Linked DNA regions of Mus musculus: region 1 is linked to region 2. The links are chromatin loops, found by intact Hi-C in ENCODE. Cell type or tissue: gastrocnemius. All regions are shown on one strand. Each heading gives the region's core, and the rest is flanking DNA. Links, peaks and the distances in the headings are about the cores only. Region 1 overlaps Rftn1 (raftlin lipid raft linker 1). Region 2 overlaps Rftn1 (raftlin lipid raft linker 1).

Region 1 (11,566 bases), core at 1,896-9,895, 52 kb after region 2:
TGGCAGATAAGGCCACTAAAGTGATGGCTGCTGCCCTATCATCCCCGGTAGAGGCTGCAAGAAATTTTCATAACAATTTTCATGTGACGGCTGAAACATTACGCAGTCGTTTCTCCTTGACAAGAAAAGAAGCCCGTGACATTGTTACTCAATGTCAAAGCTGCTGTGAGTTCTTGCCAGTTCCTCATGTGGGAATTAACCCACGCGGTATTCGACCTCTACAGGTCTGGCAAATGGATGTTACACATGTTTCTTCCTTTGGAAAACTTCAATATCTCCATGTGTCCATTGACACATGTTCTGGCATCATGTTTGCTTCTCCGTTAACCGGAGAAAAAGCCTCACATGTGATTCAACATTGTCTTGAGGCATGGAGTGCTTGGGGAAAACCCAGACTCCTTAAGACTGATAATGGACCAGCTTATACGTCTCAAAAATTCCAGCAGTTCTGCCGTCAGATGGACGTAACCCACCTGACTGGACTTCCATACAACCCTCAAGGACAGGGTATTGTTGAGCGTGCGCATCGCACCCTCAAAGCCTATCTTATAAAACAGAAGAGGGGAACTTTTGAGGAGACTGTACCCCGAGCACCAAGAGTGTCGGTGTCTTTGGCACTCTTTACACTCAATTTTTTAAATATTGATGCTCATGGCCATACTGCGGCTGAACGTCATTGTTCAGAGCCAGATAGGCCCAATGAGATGGTTAAATGGAAAAATGTCCTTGATAATAAATGGTATGGCCCGGATCCTATCTTGATAAGATCCAGGGGAGCTATCTGTGTTTTCCCACAGAATGAAGACAACCCATTTTGGGTACCAGAAAGACTCACCCGAAAAATCCAGACTGACCAAGGGAATACTAATGTCCCTCGTCTTGGTGATGTCCAGGGCGTCAATAATAAAGAGAGAGCAGCGTTGGGGGATAATGTCGACATTTCCACTCCCAATGACGGTGATGTATAATGCTCAAGTATTCTCCTGCTTTTTTACCACTAACTAGGAACTGGGTTTGGCCTTAATTCAGACAGCCTTGGCTCTGTCTGGACAGGTCCAGACAACTGACACCATTAACACTTTGTCAGCCTCAGTGACTACAGTCATAGATAAACAGGCCTCAGCTAATGTCAAGATACAGAGAGGTCTCATGCTGGTTAATCAACTCATAGATCTTGTCCAGAAACAACTAGATGTATTATGACAAATAACTCAGCAGGGATGTGAACAAAAGTTTCCGGGATTGTGTGTTATTTCCATTCAGTATGTTAAATTTACTAGGGCAGCTAATTTGTCAAAAAGTCTTTTTCAGTATATGTTACAGAATTGGATGGCTGAATTTGAACAGACCCTTCGAGGCTTGCCATCATTCAGGTCAACTCCACGCGCTTGGACCTGTCCCTGACCAAAGGATTACCCAATTGGATCTCCTCAGCATTTTCTTTCTTTAAAAAATGGGTGGGATTAATATTATTTGGATCTGCCGTATTATAGTTCACTCACTGAACCTGAAGCTCGCCATTTTATCTAGAATGTATGCCCAGCAATGATTCTGATGACAAGTGTACATGTCATAATTGGTTTTTACATTGATTCTGAATAGCCGAGCTTGGGTCTTCATGCATGAGCAGCAAATCCAGGAGCCAGTTTCCAGCCTGTAACTGTTTTGTGAGACAGGGTCTTGTTATGAGGCTGACCTCAAACTCTTTTTTCTTCCAGACAGGGTTTCCTCTGTGTAGCCCTGGCTGTCCTGGAACTCACTCTATAGACCAGGCTGGCCTCGAACTCAGAAATCCGCCTGCCTCTGCCTCCCGAGTGCTGGGATTAAAGGCGTGCGCCACCACTGCCCGGCCCTGGCCTCAAACTCTTGATCTTCCTGCTTCAGCCCCTAAAACTGGGATTACAGGCACGTGTCCACACACTCCATTCAACATAGAACCTTTTAGGAATGCCTTCCCCACAACCACATTTCTGCTTAGTATCAGTTACTAGCCTAGCTACACAATGTCTCTTTTAAACTCTACAAATTTTATAAAAGTGGAGTCTTCCCCCCCCCCCCATGTTTCAAGAAGCAATTTTATCCTGTGCAACTTTTTGTCTTGTGACTCTGTCATCCGAGAGATGACAGGGACACCTGGCGCAGACACTACCTTCATATGTTTACTTCTGACACCTATCATTTGGAATCCGAATTCTTACCGTTTATTCATGGCGGCAGCAGGGACAGTCTGATGTCACACGTGCGTGTGCATCTCACACCTGGCGGATGTTTGACCTCACCCTTCTGTGAATGCAAAGTCTTAAGGAATCATGTGCTATCTGATGACCTTTATAAAAAAAATAACAGGGAAAAGTCCGTTTTATTGAAGTCAGTATAAAAGTGGCCAGTGAGCGAGGAGTTAGCACAAATGAGCTTGCCATGGCGGTACAGCTGAGATCCCAGCACTTGGAAGACTGAGGCTGGAGGATCCTTTCGGACTAGCCTGGGTCTTCCGCTTGCTCCAGGCCTGGCTGTCGCCCAGATCACAGTGGTCCCTTTGAATTTATGTACGGAATCTCCCACCTGCCATTGTAAAAGCTATCTGAAGAAAACGTAGTATAGCCTCCCCTCAGTGCTTTACGAATTTGATGCTCTAGGAAGTTTTCAACGTTTACCGAATGTATCCCCACGTTTGTTGCCTCGCAAGCCACATTAAATTAACTCAAGCTTTCTTCATTTGTGTGTTCTTCCCAACAAGGGATTGGAGGTTCCTGTTCAGGGGCACAGAGCCCCTGTGCCATGAGAGATGCTCTGAAGTCCAATGGGCAACGTCCACACTTTGCTTCTGCCAGGTCTGAGTGTGTGTGCCGTGTGTGTAAGGACTATGCCTACTGCCTTCTTGTTCAAGTTAGTTATGCCAGCCTGTGAGAGTTCCTTGCAGTGGGGGTCATTTTTATGATCTGTTTCCAGATACCTACTTGGGTCACTTTTTTTTTTTTCATTTCTTTTGAATCTTTGCTTGCACCTCACCTTCTTTGTTTACTTATTTAGACAGGCTCTTAGGCTGACCTTGAACTCAGTCCACCTCCCTCTGCCTTCTACTCGGTGGGGGTATGGGCATTTTTCTGCACCACACACCTGGTGCCCACTGTCTTTCCCCATTACTGAGATTGTAATTGGTTGCACTGGGAATCAGCAAACAGACATTTCAAGTTGTTCATAATTTGTAACATGCATCAAAAATTTAAAAAGCTGTGTATTATTACATTTCTTAAAGACTTGTTCCAATGGTACTCCTACTTCAAGATGGAGGCAGATACTCCTGAAGAGAATCTCATGTACCGGCGTCTTCAGATGATGGCAATCTCTGTCCGAGGGGGATGTATGTAATGCATGACTGCAGGTGTGGAGCCTCGAGGAGGATGCTGGGTGTTATGCCATGACACTTTCTTTCGCATCCTGACTTCAGACAGGGTCTTTCAGTGAACCAGAGGGGTCCCCATCTCTGCCCCTACCCAGCCCTGTGGTAATAGATGTGGCAGCTCCAAGGGTCCCCATCTCTGCCCCCCAGCACTGGGGTAATATACACTGATGTGCCCAGCTTTGACATGGTGCTGGGAATTTGAGCTCAGATGTTCACACTTGTGCAGCAAGCTCTCTTGCCTACTGAGCCCAAGCCCCCTAAACTGAATCACCGTCAGCAGAGATGTTGAGGGGAACATGAGGAAACATTTTGTTTAGAAAACACATTGACTAAAACCAGCATGGGCTAGAAGTCATTTAAACTCTTAAAGACCTGTGTGTCACCATGTCAAAGCTGGGCACATCAGTGTATATTACCCCAGTGCTGGGGGGCAGAGATGGGGACCCTTGGAGCTGCCACATCTATTACCGCAGGGCTGGGTAGGGGCAGAGATAGGGACCCCTCTGGTTCACTGAAAGACCCTGTCTGAAGTCAGGATGAGAAAGAAACATGGCATAACACATGTGTGTTCTGAGTCTCCATTGCCACGTAGGGGTGAATGTTGGTTACCTTTCTGTTGCTGTGGTAAAATGCCTTGACTGAGTTGAGCCTCAGAAGGGTTTAGTCAGAGCTCACAGTTCCAGGGAGGCAAGAGTCTGTCACCCTCATGGTGAGGAAGTGTGGCAACTGGTAGGCATGGTGACTAGATCAGCTGTGAGCTCACATCTCAAGCCACAAGCAGCAAACAGCGCGAGAACTTGATACTTCTCGTGGCTTTTGGAACCGCAAAGTCACACCCCCTAACCCTACCCAAATGGCACCACAAACGGGGGCCCAAGTGTTCAAGCATCTAAATCTATGGGGGACATCTCATCCAAACTGTCACACTATTCTAAGACAAGAACAAAACAAACGAACAAAACCTTTCCACCTGTGGAATGTTGACAGGCAGGCAGTAACCCACCACGGCTCCACAGTCTACTGTTTCCTGCTTGTAAAAAGCATAAAAGAGGAAATGATTCCCTCTCTATTAAAAAATGGTTCTCACTTTAAAAATGGGATGAGGGTAGGATTAGGATTCTGTATCTTGCACTCACACATGTGCTCACGTGCGCTCACACACACACACACACTACAGAGCCTATACAGACTGGCTGGTTTCAGCCCTGACATATTCAAGACATTCCCTCTTTGAAAGAAAAAAATGTCTGTAGAGTTGTTAAAGAGTTGAGTTTATAAAACCATCCACATATAATAACACTCTGGATTGCCCAGGAAAGGCAACAGGAGTTTGGGCAGAGGCTTATGTCCTTCACAAAGCCAACCCAGCTTCGTTTCTGGTGTCCCTGGGTGCTGTGGCTGGGTCTCTGTTGCTAGGGTGACCACCATGGCCTTGGATTCCCCCTTCCCTTTTAATTTTATCTATTTCAATATGAAGATTGTTCCTTCCCCTCTGCGGTTTCATTGCTACTTTGGCTGCAGCAGATAAGTTTGACAACCTCTTTCTCCCCTCCTCAGCTCTTCCTTCACCACCCTTGAGGCCTTCGGCATCTTCATAGCTGAGACATATATAGTGTTAAGGGGTGCAGGGGTGGGGGAGGGGGTGGCAGTGGGCTTCACTTGATTTCACTGCTGTGACCTGCAGCAGGACTGGTAGGGTACCACCCCACTCATTTCTTACAGAGCAGTCTTTCCTACCTCTGTTTACTCTAGTATTTCTTATTGCTTTTAACTTATGTCCTATTTATTAATTTTATTCATTCATTCATTCATTATTCATTCATGAATGACAGTGGTTCAGGCTTCCCTGGAACTTGCTCTGCAGACCAGACAGGCTTTGAACTTGCAGAAATCCTCCTGCCTCGGCTTCATAAGTGTTAGGACCACAGGGATATATGTAGCTCCTGTCTCCCTGTCAGCTCTTGAGTCATTTGCTATTTTTGCTCTCTGGGCTACTTGCCTTGTGTTGCCTCTCTTCTCTGTGCCGATGGCAAGTTTCTTGGCACTTGGAGGAAGGTAAAAGTGACAGCCATGTGTTTCTCAGGCTGGCAACTCCTCCTCCTTGGATAGGAAGGAGTTGAAAGGTGACACCAAGAAAGAGAAAGTGCAAAGGGAGGCCGTGAACAGTCAGTATCTTTGTCCTGTAACTCAGAGCCTCTCTAGTCAGCATTTGGGCGGTTGGCAGTTAGTTCAGTCAGCCCTCCCTGGCAGTGGCTGGGTTAGGTGTCACATCACACGTACCCACTTGATAACTTTGCAGCATGCCGGTTACAAATGTTTGCTGTTACCACCAGTGGGGGCAGGGAGGAGATAAGCGATACATATCATTTCTATCGGTATGTCTGTGGTCTTTTGAGAAGATGGATCAATCGTGTTTTGAGTGCTAATTATGCACTGTCAGGGAATACATGTGGGAGCTGGGGGCGGCTACAGTGGTGCTCAGCCCCCCCTCTGTGAAGCCTCCTGTCTGCCAGGCATTTGTCATCTAAAAGATAAGTGGAGAAGCTGGTGCGAGGGCTGGGGTGTCTTCTCAGTGGAGTGAGTTGATCCTGGCAGAGCTTTGGCTGCCTGCTGCTGTCTCCCCAACACTTGAAGCAGTCAGTCTTGTAGCTGTTGACTCGGGGTCTCTTCTGAGAGTTCTGAGAGCCAGAGCCTTAGGAGCTCCACCCCCTGTAGGTTACCCTCTTCTCATCTCTTCTTCTTTTCCTTTCTTTCTTTTTCTTTCAGTTTTTAAATTATTCCTCCTGATACCAAAGAGGTCAGGGATTAGGATGCTGGCCCCGGTTGGGTCTCAGTGGCTCAGACCCTTATGCATGAGCCTCCTGGGCACAGCTCTGTCTTCTTTCTGCTCTTCATACAGCCCTACCAATATTTGTTGGTTGCTATTTTTAACGTATTTTTAATCTATTCTTTAACAGATGTCATCAGAATTCAATGGGTTATTCTTTTCCCAATTTTTCTTTCTTTCTTTTTTTTTTTTATTTAAAAATGAGCACTGCCATCAGTCAACTGATCTGTTTGTGAGAGAAGTCTAAACTTGAAGTGATGCAGCTGTTACATCAGTCTTGACTTCTGTGTTTCAAAGAATGAAAACTAGGGAAGTTTGTCACCGTGGGGGTGGCACTGTGACATACAGAAGGCGAGAAAACCGAAGTCACCTGCTATCACACATGCAGCTGAGAAATGAAAGAAAACGGAATAAAGTTCCATGTAACTCACTTCTAAATCCACACCTCCAGCGGCAGCCTGTGGCTGCTTCCCCACATCATTGCAAAGGAAATGGGGAATAGGGATGGTAATGGGGACAGGGATGTTATTCTAGGGGTAAAAAAGAGATTGTTATGCAGGATATTCGAAGTAGATGTATAAAAGTATGTGAAAATATAGAAAATTTTGAAAAAGAAGTTATTTAGATGCATTCCCCGTAGAAACGGTGTTTGATGGAACTGTTCATTGCTTGGTGTAGAAACTTGACTTTCAATGACTCCCTGTTTTGGATATGAGGCAGTTGTATCTCTAACTGAGCCGCTCCCTAGAGGGTGATGGGAGCCTCTCTCTGTGCTGCCTAAGCCTGGAGCTCAGAGCCTCTGTGCCCGTTCTGTTCCTCCTGTGCCTGGGAAGGTAGGTACAGTTCTACCCTTCCGTCAGCCTTGAATAATACATCATCATTAATTCATGCACTGCACATTTGTAACTTGCGATAAACAAGAAGCAAGTCTCGGTTTGCCTACGAGGAGTTTCCTGAGCCTATTAATAGTGTAACCCTCAGTGCAGGGCAGTGTGTTTATCTCACGGGCATCCACCTGCATCCGCAGTTTGGATGCAGCATGGCAAACTGAGAGCCTAATGACTTTCCTCATAGCCCTGAAGGCCCACTCCTGAGGAACATTTGCATTCTCTTTATTTACATTTCTGCATCTCTGAAGGTACTGCTCAGCCAGTCTTTTATGGAGGGTTTGGAGGTTTCCTTGAAGAAGCCACTAAGTCACTTGTGGATACAAATTAGTGAGGGTCTTTGTATTTCAAAGGAAGTTAGGTGGGGTGTGATGACTCATGCCTGCAATCCCCCACCTCAGTAGGCTAGTCTATGTGAGAAGCTGCCTCAGAACACCAAGGCAGGGAAGGAGGCTGGAGTTGGGGAGGAAGTAAGAGAGACAGAAAGGTCTGATAGCATGTATTTACCACCTAAGGATATTGGTTTATAACAGTAACAGCCATTTGTTTGCCCCAAAGTCTTCAAGTAGGCAGAGGGAGCCACATTCCCAGTGGTGGGATACAGAGTTCCCACTGGGTGGCATGGGACTGGGGTCTACCTTCAGGGCATGGTACCCTCATCACTGGAAGATGGATGCTGCTTGTTACTCGGCCTACTTAAACCATGACAGACCCTAAAAGAAGAAGGTTGAAGTTCATGGAATTTGTATGAGCTGCCTCAAAATGTCACATGATTCTCCACTTCACTCAAGAGGTGTCACAGACACCCACACTGACTGGAGCACAGGACACTTCTGAAGACACCACCTCTCTCGGTGTAGGTGTGGAGGGTTCTGGTTCACCACACGGACTTGAGAGAAATGAGTGTGGCCATCTGTGGGGGGAAAAGAGCTTTTCACACACAGGGGCTCTGAAGCGACAAGGTCATGTTCAGTCCATTCTACTAGGTGAGGCTGAGGCAGTGCAGAATAAAATAGAATGCATAGAAAACAAGAAGTTAAGACGTGGAGAATTCAATGACTGATGAGCCAGGGAGAAACAGTCACCCCGTTAAACCCCCAAATTGGTTATCCACTTTCAAGTAGTCATCCCTGGAATCACATCTTTGCAAGAGATACTGAGTGCCTCAGCAGATTGCATTTATTTATCTATCATGTATAGTTATATGAATTGATGGCAGCTAAAGGGAAAGAACCATGAAGAAGAAAGGATTATATTTCATTGTAAATACATGTATTTGTTTAAAAATAAATTGAATATTAAATGTAAGCATTACTGGACATCAGTAATAATCTTTTAAACGGTGTATATCCCCAGATCTTGGCCCCTTCCCCCAAATAACCTATTGTTACACAAAGGGACCTCCATCTTTGTGGTATATAAAACTCTCAAGTCACATCTGTCTTCTAAAATTGTCCTCCTGTTCCCCAGGGTATTTACAGAGTGTTTTATTTACAATAAAACATTCAGGTTTTTTTTTTCAGCATATCATAATAGAAACCAGTTCCAAGTCCCTAGTTTAATGGTGACATTTACCCTGGGACATCGAGGTGCCGTTAAGGCCACATTGTATATTTGTTAGTTTGGACTCAAGGGTAATTTTTTTTTTTTTTAGAATAGGTCTTCAAACCAAGGGTTAAACCAAGCATAATGATGCCCAACTGCAGAGTCTCAACATTTTGTTAAAGTGCCTTTTAGTAATGTCATGGAAGCCCCTGTAAATGAGGGAGCGCTGGGGAAAGTCACAGCGCTGGGATATTAAAGCAGCGAGGTGTGAAGACGGGCATCTGCTCCTGCTCACACTCTCGGGACTCTGTCTCCTTGCCTCACTGCTGAGCTTTGACTTCCATGGAGACTCTAAAGATAGATTTCTAGAAAATTCCCTGGAGTTCTAATAAGCCCTTGATATTCAGGGACACCCCACCCCCAGCTTGCTGTCTCAGGTCACTGGTGTTACTGAAGTATAAAATTGGGGCTGCTGATTCAGCAGCCCCCCCCCATCCCGCACCCCCACCACCCACCCTCCACCCACCCACCCACCCCACCCACCTGGTAGTGGCTGGCTGCCTGTTTGGGGGTATTTAGGGAAATGTGTTACCTCATCTACACAAAGGCCCAGGTTGGGAAGCTGCTCACCATGACAGTAAGCACTCAGGCTAACATTGCCTCCACTTTCTTCTTCTTGAGGAACTTGGGTTGTTAGAAGATGATTAGAAACCCGGGGTGGTATGCTGCTTCATTTTCTTAATGGTGCTGTCTCGAGAGGGAAGCCCTTAAGCCTTGCTGTACTCTGGACTGAGTTCCCTTTGCTATAGGGAATGATAAGGAATAGCCTGGGGTGGTATTGCACAGTTGTAACCCCAGCACTTGCAAAGCAGACGCAAGAGGATTGTGAATTAAAGGCTATCCTGGACCACTTTAGTAAATTATAGGTCAGCCTGCACTACAGAGAAAGAAGCTAGAACTACCCAATAATATGTAGGTTTTCAGAATCTCAAATGAACATATTTTCAAATCGCCTGGCCTCTCTTCTAGGTTGCTTTCTATTGCTGCGATACATGCTGAGCAAAACCAACGTGGGGACGAAAGGGTGTCTTTTGCTTACATGTCCCAGGCCTAGTCCATCACAGAGAGATATCGGGGCAGGGACAGAAACAGAGGCCATGCAGGATCGCTGCTCACAGATACTGGTGCAATCACATCCCAGGCTCTTCCTGTCACCCTCCCTGTCTCAGTCAGTTTGCTTTTTCTTATAGCCAAGGACCACCCTTGCACAGGGGTGGCACCACACACACCAATAATTAATCAAGGAAATGTCCCCTAAAGATTTGCAGACCAACTGATGAAGACACACACAATCTAATGAGCCCCAATCTCCATGGTGATCAGCTTTAATTGTCACCTTGACAAAACCTAGAGTCACCTAGGAAGCGAGGAATTATTTAGATTATGTGGGTTTCTGAGCTTGTCTGCAGGGTTGTCCTGATTGTTAATTGAAATCTCAGCCCATTGTGGATGGCACCAGTCCCTAGACAGGGGCTCACAGACACTCAAAGAGTGGAGAAAAGCTACCTAAGAGCAAATGAGATAGGTCTGCATGCATTTATTTCTCTCTGCCCCTGACCACAGATGTGATGTGACTAGCTCGTAAGCACCTGCCTTGCTTCCCCCTTAGTGATGGACTGTGACCTTAAATTGTGAGAGAAAACTTTCTCTTCTAGTCTTTTCTGCTTTGTTTTGGTTTTTTTTTTTTCGGGACAGGGTTTCTCTGTGTAGCCCTGGATGTCCTGGAATTCACTTTGTAGACCAGGCTGGCCTCAAACTCAGAAATTCAACCTGCTTCTGCCTCCCAAGTGCTGGGATTAAAGGCGTGCGCCACCACCGCCTCCTTCCTGATGTAGTCTTGATTGTCTTCCCACTGCTGGAGAGCCATGACACCACACCATAAAGTAAAATGTCCACAATCCAAATACTCTAGACTCATTCAGAGGTAGCCCAGATATTCATAGTACAGGAAACAACAGAGGTAATGGTAGTGTAAGTGTGTGTGGTACATTAAAATGCTGATGAACATTAATGACAGCTGCCTGGATTTCATTTTGACTTGCCCCTGGACTATTTGCTGGATGACACTGGGCAGATTGCCTATCTATCTCTGCCTCAGTTTTCAAGTCTGCAGCGTGAGTATTGAAAGGAAATGCCTGTTTATGATAGACTGTTTTGGTCATCAGCTTGATACAATCTAGAATCACCTGAAAATTGACTCCTAATAGGGGATTATCTTGATCAAGTTGGCCTGTGGATGAGTCTACGGAAGATGGATGTCTTAGTCAAGGTCTTTATTCCTGCACAAACATCATGACCAAGAAGCAAGTTGGGGAGGAAAGGGTTTATTCAGCTTACACTTCCATGTTGCTGTTCATCACCAAAGGAAGTCAGAACTGGAACTCAGGCAGGTCAGGAAGCAGGGGCTGATGCAGAGGCCATGGAAGGATGTTCCTTACTAGCTTGCCTCCCCTGGCTTGATCAGCCTGCTCTCTTATATAGAACCAAGACTACCAGCCCAGAGATGGTCCCACCCACAAGGGGCCTTTCCCCCTTGATCACTAATTGAGAAAATGCCTTACAGCTGGATCTCATGGAGGCATTTCCTCAATTGAAGCTCCTTTCTCTGTGGTAACTCCAGCTGTGTCAAGTTGACACAAAACTAGCCAGTACAATGGAAGACATCTTAATTACATAAACTGACACGGTTGGGACCATTCCCTGGGCCTTGGCTTCTGGGCTGCATGTGCGGAAGTGAGACAGGCAAGCATTCACTCTCTCTGTGTGTTCTTGACTGTGATGAGATTATCTGTTTAAACTTCCTGCTGGCTTGAGAGGCTTGGCTTCTCCTCAGAGTTGGACCTG
Region 2 (11,566 bases), core at 2,381-10,380:
TGCACATGTGTGTGCACACACTTGTACATGCTTGTGCGAGCACACACACACACACACAAATAAATGTGTTTTTAAAGAAAGAACTTTTCCTTGTGTAAGGGTTAAGGTGCTGGGAATACTTTCTGCCTATAACTTAACCTTCTATGGTTTTGTTAAGGTTAATTTCACTGAGAAAACCTTGGAGTGTGTGACTTGAAAGGATGTTGTGGGCCAAGGGTTGCACTTTCAAAGCATCTTTCTGATGATTATGCTGCTAATCTGCTGGAAAAAAACAGACCGAACTCTTTTTATGATGTGTGTTCAGAACAGGAACAGCGATGGCCCTAGGGACTTTGGGAGGGGACTGAAGTTTATAAAAAGTATGTGGGTTTTGAGAATTCTTTTGACCTTTCATTCTTGTGGATCCGAGATCACAGTTTCTGGAATTTAACATCTAAATAAGAGGTTGTTGGTATGATGTGCACAGAGAGTGTGCTCATTGCAATGCTTGTCATGGTTGGAAGGGCCATTTATGATGTACAGAGACAGGACAGCTCAGTGAAGAGCCCTCGCTGAGAATGCCAAGGGAAGCAAAGTAAAGGGCTTCTCTCGTGAGAACCGAAGCTAGTGGAAGGGAGGAGAAAACTTGGCTTTGCCGTTAGGCATAGTATTTTTCCCCCATGACAACAAACACATTGCTCCCCCAACTCCTTTTCTGACTGCTAGAGCCTGTTACCAGGACATTGCTGCCTGAGGCCCCGAGAATCCCAAATGTGCACTTTAAGTGTCCCTATGGCTCTTAGCTAAGCACTTAATTGCCTTCTCTGGTGTTTGTTTTGTTTTTTGTTTTTGTTTTGTTGTTTAGCATCCAACAGCATGGCACTAGCCTGGCACATAGTAGGTGCTCAATAAATGTCTTTCTGTGTTGCGATGTTTTATCAAAAATATCAGAGGCGAGGTAGTTTGTAAATAGCAGAGATTCATTTCTTGTTCTGATTCTGGAGGCTGGGCAGTCCAAGAACGAAGAATCTAAAACTGGATAGTGGTCTGGTCTGTGTCTGCAAGATGGTGTCTAGTTGCTGTATCTCCCTAGAGAAGGATCACTGTGTCTTCAATGGACAAAAGACAGAAGAGTAAACAGAGGCCCAATGCCTCTCCAAAAAGCTCCTTTTGTAATGGCATAAACTCCCTCATAAAGGCTAAGCCCTCAGGGCTTAATCACTTCTGAAAAAACTCGGCCTCTTAACACTGCCACGTTCATGGTTCAGTTTCCATCCTGTGAATTTGGGGGCCCATGTTTGGACCATGCCTTGCTTATTGAATTGTCTCCATGGCAGCAAATATGGTTCTGTGTAAGAATTAGTTGTGTGCTTTTGGTTCCAGACCCCAGGACAAGGGACTGGGGTGCATATCTTACAAACCTAAGCAGACCTGGCCTCCAGGTTCTCCCAGCATCCCACAGTCCCTACCTGGAATACCCTAACCCCAACCGTGAACTTTCCAGCCCAAGTGGGGGCAAGACAGGGAGATTAGGCTGCCCTTCCCCAAAAGGCTCTCCCCTATTAATCCAGACATTTTGGGATCCCAGATCTCTCCTTCCCTCTCTCTTCTCTCTTAGCGATCAGACTCTCTCTTTCTCTCCCCCTCACCTCTCTTCCTTCCCACGGAAACTTCCCTGGCCTCCTTTCCTGGGGCCAGTGAACTTGCTCAAGAGCAGTTTTCCAGTAAACCTGAATTTAATGTAATCTATTCTGGCCTGGATTGTCCCATTTTACCAGCTGAGAAATAACTTATCAGTGGGCTCATTGCGTTAGTCACTGTTCTTGTTGCTGAGTTGGAATGCTTGACGGAAGCAGCTTAAGGAAGGAGGATTTATGTGGCCCAGTTTGAGGATGTGATCCATCCAGGGGAGTCACGTGAGGGTCTGCTAGCCAATGAGTCCATAGCCGGAGAGGTGGAGGCTGGCTGTCTACCCTCTTGTTTTTATTCAGCCTGGGACCAGCCCATAGGATGCTGCCGCCCACATTTAGGGTGCATTTTCCATTTTCAGGAAACCTAGAAATACTTTGATAGATATATCCATAGGTCCGTTTCCATGGTGATCCAAGATCCCATCAGGTTGACAGTAACATTACCCATCGCACTTACCCACATTGATGTGCAATTGATTGGAATCTGGTTTCCCCAGATGGTATGTAGTGTGTTCAGTAAGGACAGAACCAAAACTAACAATTTTATTATAGCTGTGTGCTACACATTAGTGATTGGTCAACAGGGTAGTGGATAGAGGATTGCATGAGCTGAGTTTGCTGAGTGTCAAAGTGGCATCTTGCTTTTATAGGGACAGTCTGTGATGCCTGCAGACAGGGCAGGGTCACAGCGCAGTTCTCAGAATGTGTATTTATCATTAAACTAAGTATGGCTCTGTTCAGATTTGCTGATAGGGCCTGGGGAAATGGCTCTGTGGATAAAATGTTTGCTTCGCAAATGTGTGGGCTGCAGTTCAGATCTCTAAAGCCCATGTGAGGGTTAACAAGGTTGGTAGACTAGCTGTGTGGTCCCACCACACAGGAAACAGAGGCAGAGCATATCTGGGGCAAGCTGGCTAGCTAGAATAGCTGGATTGCTGAGCTCTGGGCTCAGCAAGAAACCCTGCTTCAACAAATAAAGTGGAGAACTATAAGAAAAGACATCTGATCCTGCCACACATGTGAACGTGCAGACAGGCATGCATGCTTGACAACATGTGAACATGTGGGCATGCATGCATGCATACACACATGAAAAAAATAATTTTACCAAACTGTATACATAGTTTTCTGAGTACAACAATGGTAACTGTTCTGAAATCTGAGCATAAAACTGTGGTGAGACTTGGCTACATTGTAGTACACTATGAACAAAGTATGCTAATAGTTGCCCTTTTCTGGGGCCACAGCTTGTCCTAGCCATCTATTCCCCAGGCTTGGAAAGGAGCTGCCAGATATGTATTGTTATTCTCTTCCTGTGAAGGATGACTGATGAGGCAGCCTCTCCAAAGCTAGTGTGTATGAGGTCATCCAGGGCTTGAGCCTGGAAAGCCTAAAACCGGAGACTGTACCCTGAGTCACTAAGCCAAACTGCATCTTGGAGGTGGCCTGCAACATCTGTGGAAGGGAACACATCTGTCCAGACACCCTATCCTCGGAAGCTTGTATGTGCTCTGTTCACACGTGCACTTGCTGAGGCTCTAAAGCAAGTGGAGGGATCTGTAACAGATCGGAGCCAATTTTCCTGGAAAGTTTTACATTCACTTCTTGAAGCTGTTAGATCTGCTGTTATCAATTAATGCATGTAGAATTCCTTGAGGTTTATTTATTTTTACTTTATTTGTGTTAGTATTTGTCTACATGTATGCATGTGGACCACACATGTGCACCTGGCCCCCATGAAAGCCAGAAGAGGGTGTTGGATCCCATGGAACTGGATTCATGGTTGTGAGTCACCGTGTGATGTTAGGAATCAGAAACTCAGATCCTCTGCAGGAGCAGTGTCAAGTGCTCTTAACCACTGATCTTTCTCTCTCCAGCTCCTCCACAGGGGTTTTTAATAACAGAAATGGTTCTGGGAGCCAGGCATAGTGGCTCATGCCTATAATGCCAGCATTTTGGAAGCTGATACAGGATTGTGGGGTTGAAGACAACCTAAGCTACAAAACAAAACACCCCATAAGAACCAGACCAACCAACTAGACAACAACAACAACACACACACAGACACAGAAACACACAGACACACAGATGCATAGACACAACTCAAGCACACAAACACACACACTGAACACACACATATTAGCAGGTACACATACATGTGCGTACACACACTGCAGACTCACCCTTTCAGCGACCACCATCCACATCTTTAAACCTGAGGGTTTTCCGTGTGGTTTGGGGATACCCAGAAGCACCCAAGACCCAAGTTGTTTTCAAAATCATCCTAAGATATCTGTTTCCTCTTTCATTCTCACGCGGGACTTCTCCAGAAGATTCACGGCATATGACTGCTTTGCCGCTGTTTAACCACCGCTTGGACATTCTTGTCTGAAAAAGTTTAAAATTTTCTAAAATGCATACCAAAGTTCTAGCCCCGACACACACACAAACTCGTGGGGGAACTTCCAAGCCCTTCCCCCTTTTAATTAATTTAAGATAAGGTCCCATCTATTACAGGTCCTTCTCCTACTCCGTCTGAGCCAAGAATGACCTTGAAGTTCTGGTCCTCCCGCCTCTACCCCCTGTGCTGGAATTACTGGTGCGCAGCAGCATACATTGCTCTCTGCTTCTTCCCCACTGTGAAGGACTGGACCCTTGAACTGTGTGCGGAAAGAAGCCCTTCCTTTCTGAAGTTGCTCAGCTCAGATGTCGTGTTATACAGAGACAAGTAACTGGTGTAGAAGATAGCCATATCTTTGGGATCTTGTAGGGTAGTCCCCAAGATCCCGAGGTCATGGGCCCTAACACTCTGTGGAGACTCTTCTGTGTATCCCTAGAGCATCCATTTGAATAGAGCAGGCTCCGTTCCTGCAATTGTGAAGGAGGCTTCTTAAGAAGGATGCTGGGATCAGGTTTTTCTGTGTGATTAGAACTGAGTTCTCCAGTCTTTTGCGTTACACCCACTCTGCTTCTCGGTCTTACGAATTAGCTGTGTGCAGATTAAGTGTCCTTAATCAGGCTATCTTGAATTACAATGTGAAGCTTCTGCCACATTCCACAGACTTCTTTGATTTTCCATTTCCTGTCTGTGATCACAGAATAGTAAGTGGCTTCCCAGGAACTGTGAAGAGGGCAGATTAGGGGGTGCAGGGACAGGGGGTGCTGGGTTAATTGATTAAAATCTTATCATTTCCGTGAGGGTTGGAGAGCCCAATCTGTATCGCTCCTTCTTGGCATCGTAGTCTCTCAAATTGTTTTATTATCGTCCTGACAGACCAGCTAATGTCTGATACTATTGAACCAGGGTGCTCTTGCCGTGAGCACTCATTACTCCACGATGAGATGATCTTCACTCTTAGTTGATTATTTGAGAGCTGTAAGAGCCCTCTGTGAGTTTTGAATTTCCGTGCCAATGTCCTTTGCGCCGGACCCTCCCCAGTGCTAACCCTCCTGGGCTTTGAGAACCACAAATGATGGAGTTCGTGTTCTCTGCTACAAAGAGAGTCACAGTGTGTGCCAGTGTTCACAAGATTCCTAACCTCTACTGTGGCCCGTTTCACTTCCTTTCTTGCCTCCGGGGTTAATGTGTATCACTTGTTATCAGTGGTCTTTGTTTTCCTGGCCCCAGTACCTTTGTGGAGGCTCTATGCCACAGTTTGAGAACTCTGAGTATCTGAGGTGAAGCTTTTCACACAGTTCTGAGAAGTGGAAGGGAGTAGATTGGGTTCGCTTGCTATGGACTTTCTTGCGTTCTTGCTACCCGACTCCTCCTAACATCATTTCTCCAAGTAAGACTTAAAGAGAAACACCGCAGAACAAGGTATTCTGACAGACAGACACCACTGAGTAAACTGGGAGCAGCCTAGGCAGCTGTCCCGCCTGGCTGCTCACTGATGCCAATAGTAACCTTGACTGCGGTAGACGTCTCAGGCTTTCTTCCTTGAAAAATAATCACTGATTTGTGTGTGTGTGTGTGTGTGTGTGTGTGTGTGTGTGTGTGTGTGTGATTCCACTTTATTTGAGACTAGATCACTTGTTCACTGCCAGGCTAGCTGACCTGGTAGCCCCTAAGGATTCTCCTGCCTCCCATCTTGACATAGAAATGTGAGGCTACAGATGCCCCCTGTGTCTGCCTTTTACATAGGTTCTGGGGATTCAAACTCAGATCTTCACACTCGGGGGTAATGGCACTATCCACTAAGCAATCTTCCCGGCACTCACTTCCTAGTTTTCTTCTTGCTTTCTGCTGGCTTCCTTGCTTAGCCTGTCCCTGCTCAGCAGCAAACACTAAGGACATCTCAAGGTTGTGCGTGGCTCCCACGCTTGTCTGCCGGTGACGAAGGTTCTCAGACTCTACTCTCCAGCCAGAGCTCCCATTGGTGCTGTAACACAGCATCATCTCTGCCGTGCCACAAGAGGTGCTTGCAGCAGTAGGTGTGACCAGAACCACGGAGCTACAACCGCCACTGTTCGGTGCAGGCCAAGATCTCAGAGCTGACTTGCTGTCTCTTTCACTTCTCAGCCATTTTCTTCAGAAAGGACTTGAAAGTAGAACAGGCAGTGAAAAGCAGGCCCCGGATGGTCTCTCAGCATTTGCTAAGCACTGTGCTGTAATTCTGGGGTCTGTACCAGTGCTTGTCCTGTCCCAGGAGCACCTTGACACACGTTAATTCCTCCCTGGTATTTTATATTGTTTAATGAAATTAGAAATTGGTCAGATGGAGGAAGCCACCTGAGGCAGCACACGTGGAGGACATCAGACTGCATCATGGGGCAGCGGGGGGAGCTCTGAGAAGGGCAGCGCCCTGTGTCCTGGTGGAATAGAGGCTGACGTCCCCATGTCCCTTTCTGATGATGGCTTCACTTTATGCTGTTTGTGGCCAGATGTTTTTTGGGGGTTAACTTCTCTTTTCTCTGCCATAGCTAAAGACAGACTTGTTCTTTGACTTAAAATGTCTTGCACAAGGGCTCCAAGGAGGTGTCTATGATACCTTAAAGAGGGAAGAGAACTTCAGGGGTGAGTCCTCCTTGGTAGTGCTCAGGAGAGGAAGGGATTTCCTGGGTGAGGGAGGAAACAGGGCAGGCTTGAATTCTGACTTCTCCATGGAGACATTTCCTCTTTGTGTGTTTAATTTTACAAATCTGGGATGAGTTTGAGGTAAACATGGGGTGTGGTTAGCCACCTGATACATCTGCCATCTGTCCTTGCCACCCCATCTCTCCCTCCCCCTGTGTTCTGTGGGGTCTAAGTGTTTTTTATCTTGCTTTTACCTCTTCATGTACTGGCCTCCGGCTGCTGAATATTGGTTCCTCTTAAAGGACAGTGCCATTTCCTGGATCCAACTCACTCTCCTGCATTCTACTTACAGAGCGTCCTGTCACCTTCTTCCTGGAGACCCTGCTGTAAGGTATTGCAGAAGCCATTATCAAAGTCTGGAATCTGACAAAGAAGCTACCACCCCCTCCCCATGCCTTTTCAGAGTTTATTGTTCAGTCCTGAAGATCTAACTAAGCTCATTTTGAGCTCAGCTTAGAAAAGAATTTTGATTACTCTATCTATCTATCTATCTATCTATCTATCTATCTATCTATCTATCTATCTATCAATTTGGGGGCTCATTTATGTCATGGCACATGTGTGGAGGCCAGAGGACAACTTGCAGGAGTTTCCTCCTTACACCATGTGGGATTGAACTCAGGTGGTCAATCTTGGCAGCAAGCTTCTTCACCTGCTGAGCCATATTGTTGGCCCCACTCTACCGTTTTACAAAGGGTTCCAGAACAGAAGGCCCATGGCTTTGACTGAGGAGCGAAAGACCTGTGTATGAACTGTAGATGCTGGTTAGGTCTGGACTGAAATTAGGCAGAAGGAACAGCACCCTGACATAGGACTCTGTCTGACCTAGAGATAGTTTGTGAGACAACTAAAACTATTAATAGCAATGACTCGCATGACTTTGGTGGCTTCCACAGAGCAGCCTGGGGACACAGGCCCAGTTCCTCTGCTGCCAGGATGTCATCTGACTCCCTTCGCATCTAATGGGATAGGAGCCATGCTTATCTGTCTACACAAGACTGAGGCAGCTCTAGATTTCCCTTCCTCCTCCTGTCATCAGATCCTTGTCAGTGATGATTTCATTTGCTCATTAAAAGAATGGCAGCACTACGCATGTAAAACAGCAAACAGGGACCTTGATGGGTGGCCAGCTATTTCTGATTTACTGTTCTGGGATTATTTCTTCTTCAGTGTATTTAACCTTTTCTCCCGCCTGAAGGTTTCCTTCTGGCACCTTCTGTAGGGCTGGATTGGGAAACACAAATTGTTTAACTTTGTTTCTCATCATGAGATGTTTTTCTTTCTCCTTTGCTCTTCTGCGTGATAGTTTTGCTGGATATGGTAGTCTGGCCTGGAATGTGTGTTCTTTCAGAACATGCAGAGCGTCTGTCTAGGACCTTCTGGTTTTCAGTCCCTAATCAAAAGTCAGGTGTTAGTCTAATGGGTCTGCCTTTATATGGGAGTTGATCTCTTTCCCTTGCAGTTTTTAATATCCTTTCTTTATTCTTTGCATTTAGCGTTTTGATTATGTATTTCGGAGACCTATTAGGCACCTGTTTCTTTATAGATGGGGGAAATTTTCCTCTGAGGTTTGGCTTAAAATATTTTCTGTGACTGTGAGCTCGGCCTCTTCTCCCTCTATAGCTGTCATTTCCAGGTGTGCTCTTTTGAAAGTGTCCCGGATTTCCAGGGTTTTGTACCAGAATTTTATTAGACTCAACATTTTTTTTTTGACTGAGCTGTTTCTACTACCTTGTCTTCAAAACTCGAAATTCTCTCTTCCACTTCAGTCTGCTCATGAGGTTCTCTGAGCCTTATGTCTCACCTCCCCAGATTTTTTTCCAGTCCTATTTCAGCCTGGCTTTCCCGTTTCTTTGTGAAACTCTATTTTCATGTCTGGAAATGTTTGCATTATTTCATTCGACTGTTTGTGTTTTTGAGAACTTCATTAAGACGTTTATTCATATCCTCTTTAAGGTCCTTGAACATATTTCCTAATTGCTATTTTGGAGTCCTTGTCTCGTGCTTCAGCTAAATTGCTTTCCTTGGGGTCTGTTGCAGTAGGGGTGGCAGGCTTCTGGTGGAGGTTGTTTGTGACTGTGTTTTTTCAGCTGTTATCTGGAGTCGTGGTGTTTGTAGTGTTTCTTGGAGTGGATGTCTTTGTTGGGTGGGTGTTCAGTTCTTCGGTTGTCGTTACCTCAGTCTTGTCAAGTTGTGAGTGAGCAGCAGAATGATTTGTGGTCTTGAGTCTCATAACTCCTCTAGGGTTTAGGATTCAAGCTCTGACAGGCCCAGATTGAAGTTGAGGCTGGAGTTCTGGGTTACTACTCCAGCAGTCCAGATCATTGGGGTTGAGTAGGATTTGAGATAGTCCAGCTGGTGGTGAAGGGGACTGACCCAAGAGGTCTCTGAGTAGTAGTCATTCCAGCTCCACAAGGGTGGTAGTGAAAAAATGGAAGACCTAGGGGTGTTACCCTATGTCTGCCCTGGATGCTGATGGATTAGTCAGTGTCCCCTAGAGAAATAGAACTGATAGAATGAGTATATATATACATATATATATATATATATATATATATATACACACACATATGGCACATATATGTATATTTAACACATACACTATATATCATTATATTTAACATTTATATTTGGTATATATTATTTATTATATTTAATATATGTAAAAATACATAAAAAGTATATAATATGTATGATGTTATATAAATATAAAATCTATTTATATGTAAAATATATAGTATATAAACAACACACATATGTGTATATATATATATGTGTGTTTGTGTGTATATATATATGTGTGTGTGTGTGTATATATATATATATATATATATGTTTATATATATGTTTATATACATATATATAAACATGGTTTATCAGAGTGGTTTACAGAGTGGTCCAGCTAGACTAGCAATGGCTGTATCCCAAAGAAAAGGCCAAGAACCCAATAGTTGTTCAGTCCACAGCACTGGATGTCTCAGCCTGGCTGTCAATATACATCACAATCCCAAATAAGTGTCTTCTAATAACAATGAAGGAATGACTCTGAAGCAGGATTGATGGACTTGGCATCAAGAGTGAGGACAAACAGACAAAAAGCAGAAGTTCTACATAGGCTACCACCAGAAGATGTGGCTGAGATTTAGAGTTCATCTTCTGACCTCAGAAAATCCAGATTTAGGGTGGGTCTTTCTGACTCAGTTGATCTAGTCAAGAATTTAATCCCTCACAGCTATGCACAGCCACTTAAGTTTTAGCTGATTCCAGATGCGGTCAAGTTGACATCCAGGATGAGCCATTACAAGTGGTAAGGCCCAAAGGCCTGGAGATGGGTTGGAAGGATAGACTGAGGTGTGAGCCACTGCTGGACTTCGGGCTTCGTTCTAGAGTAGGATGGAAGAGAGGAAGGAGGCGCAGGTGGTCCACCTGGGTCCCAGCCCAGTGTGCTGCTGTGCAGTCTCCGATAGGGAGGGAGGGGACAGGCTGGAAGGAACAGCCGAGGACAGCTGAGGAAGAAGAGGAAGGACTAGGGAACCTTGGGTCTCTACCACAAGTGTTGAGTGTCAGGCAGGTCCTGTGGAGATGAGGTGGACGAGGAGAGGCAGGCAGTACCTAGAGAAGCTAGCATGGAGGAGGGTGGAGAGGCACAGGGAGTCTAGCTGGGTTCCAGTTAAAGTGGTGGCTGTAGGGTCCCTGGTAGAGACAAGTTGTTTGGTAGACAAAGGATCATAAAGGAATAGAGATGGGCGGGGGGTATGGCTGAGGAGGGTGGCAAAGAAGAACTAGGGGGACCCTGGGTCTACACCAGGAGGCTGAGTCCCAGGATAATGGTGGACTAGAAAGGGGAGCCTTGGTAGCATCCTGAAGAGCAAACACTTATAGGCTCATGGAGCAAAACAATGAGAGGCCTTGGTGAAGTTTTGTGTGTGTCCCCCCCCCCCCGCCCCCATCACTTTGGAATGGGACAGCTAGTGAAAAGCCAAGGCTGAAGGCACTCGGGAATTCCTGATTCTGGCCCATCCGGTTAAGGTTTTGGCAGCTCTTCCCATTTCCCCATTCCATGGTGTTATGGGTTTATTTTGGGAAAAAGGAGTGTGACCTTCCTTGAAGCTGCAGCTAAAGGAAACTTAATAAGGAATTAGATTAGCACCATAAAAATAAAAGTCAAAAAAGGGAATAATGTTTCCATGGACCATGATAAAATGCATCCATTTAACCCAGAGGTTCCAGATACACCTACTCTGTGACTGGCCTGCTCTGTGACATACCTGTTCTGTGACATACCTGTTGTGTGACATACCTGCTCTGTGACACACCTGTTCTGTGACTTACCTGTTCTGTGACACACCTGTTCTGTGACACACCTGCTCTGTGACACACCTGTTCTGTGACCAACCTGTTCTGTGACACACCTGTTCTGTGACTGACCTGTTCTGTGACTGACCTGTTCTGTGACACACCTGTTCTGTGACACACCTGTTCTGTGACTGACCTGTTCTGTGACTGACCTGTTCTGTGACACACCTGTTCTGTGACTGACTTGTTCTGTGACACACCTGTCCCTTGACACACCGGTTCTGTGACTCACATGTTCTTTGACTCACCTGTTCTGTGACCAACCTGTTCTGTGACACACCTGTTCTGTGACTAACCTGCTCTGTGACACACCTGTTCTGTGACACACCTGTTCTGTGACTCACCTGTTCTGTGACTCACCTGTTCTGTGACCAACCTGTTCTGTGACACACCTGTTCTGTGACTGACCTGCTCTGTGACTCACCTGTTCTGTAACACACCTGTTCTGTGACTCACCTGTTCT

The links. A loop is a pair of places that touch in the nucleus more often than their neighbours do. Peaks named below come from ENCODE experiments on the same cell type or tissue, not always from the same donor. Only the 100,000 strongest peaks of a DNase experiment are listed, where the experiment ranks them.
Region 1: it touches region 2 in a loop (4-fold over the local background); 7 of 42 quality-filtered maps call a loop at or near these places.

Annotation. Positions count from the first base shown.
Region 1 is chr17:50,064,385-50,075,950 of GRCm38, reverse strand. All of the region lies in intron 4 of Rftn1 (raftlin lipid raft linker 1), which reads left to right. Among named protein-coding and RNA genes, the nearest start is that of Gm52302, 36 kb to the right of the region's middle. In gastrocnemius, for the core only: no CTCF peak of the experiment used is centred there; no DNase peak of the experiment used is centred there; H3K4me3 peaks cover 457 bases; H3K27ac peaks cover 1,348 bases.
Region 2 is chr17:50,116,393-50,127,958 of GRCm38, reverse strand. The region is part of intron 2 of Rftn1 (raftlin lipid raft linker 1); the gene reads left to right. Among named protein-coding and RNA genes, the nearest start is that of Rftn1, 68 kb to the left of the region's middle. In gastrocnemius, for the core only: no CTCF peak of the experiment used is centred there; no DNase peak of the experiment used is centred there; H3K27ac peaks cover 7,061 bases.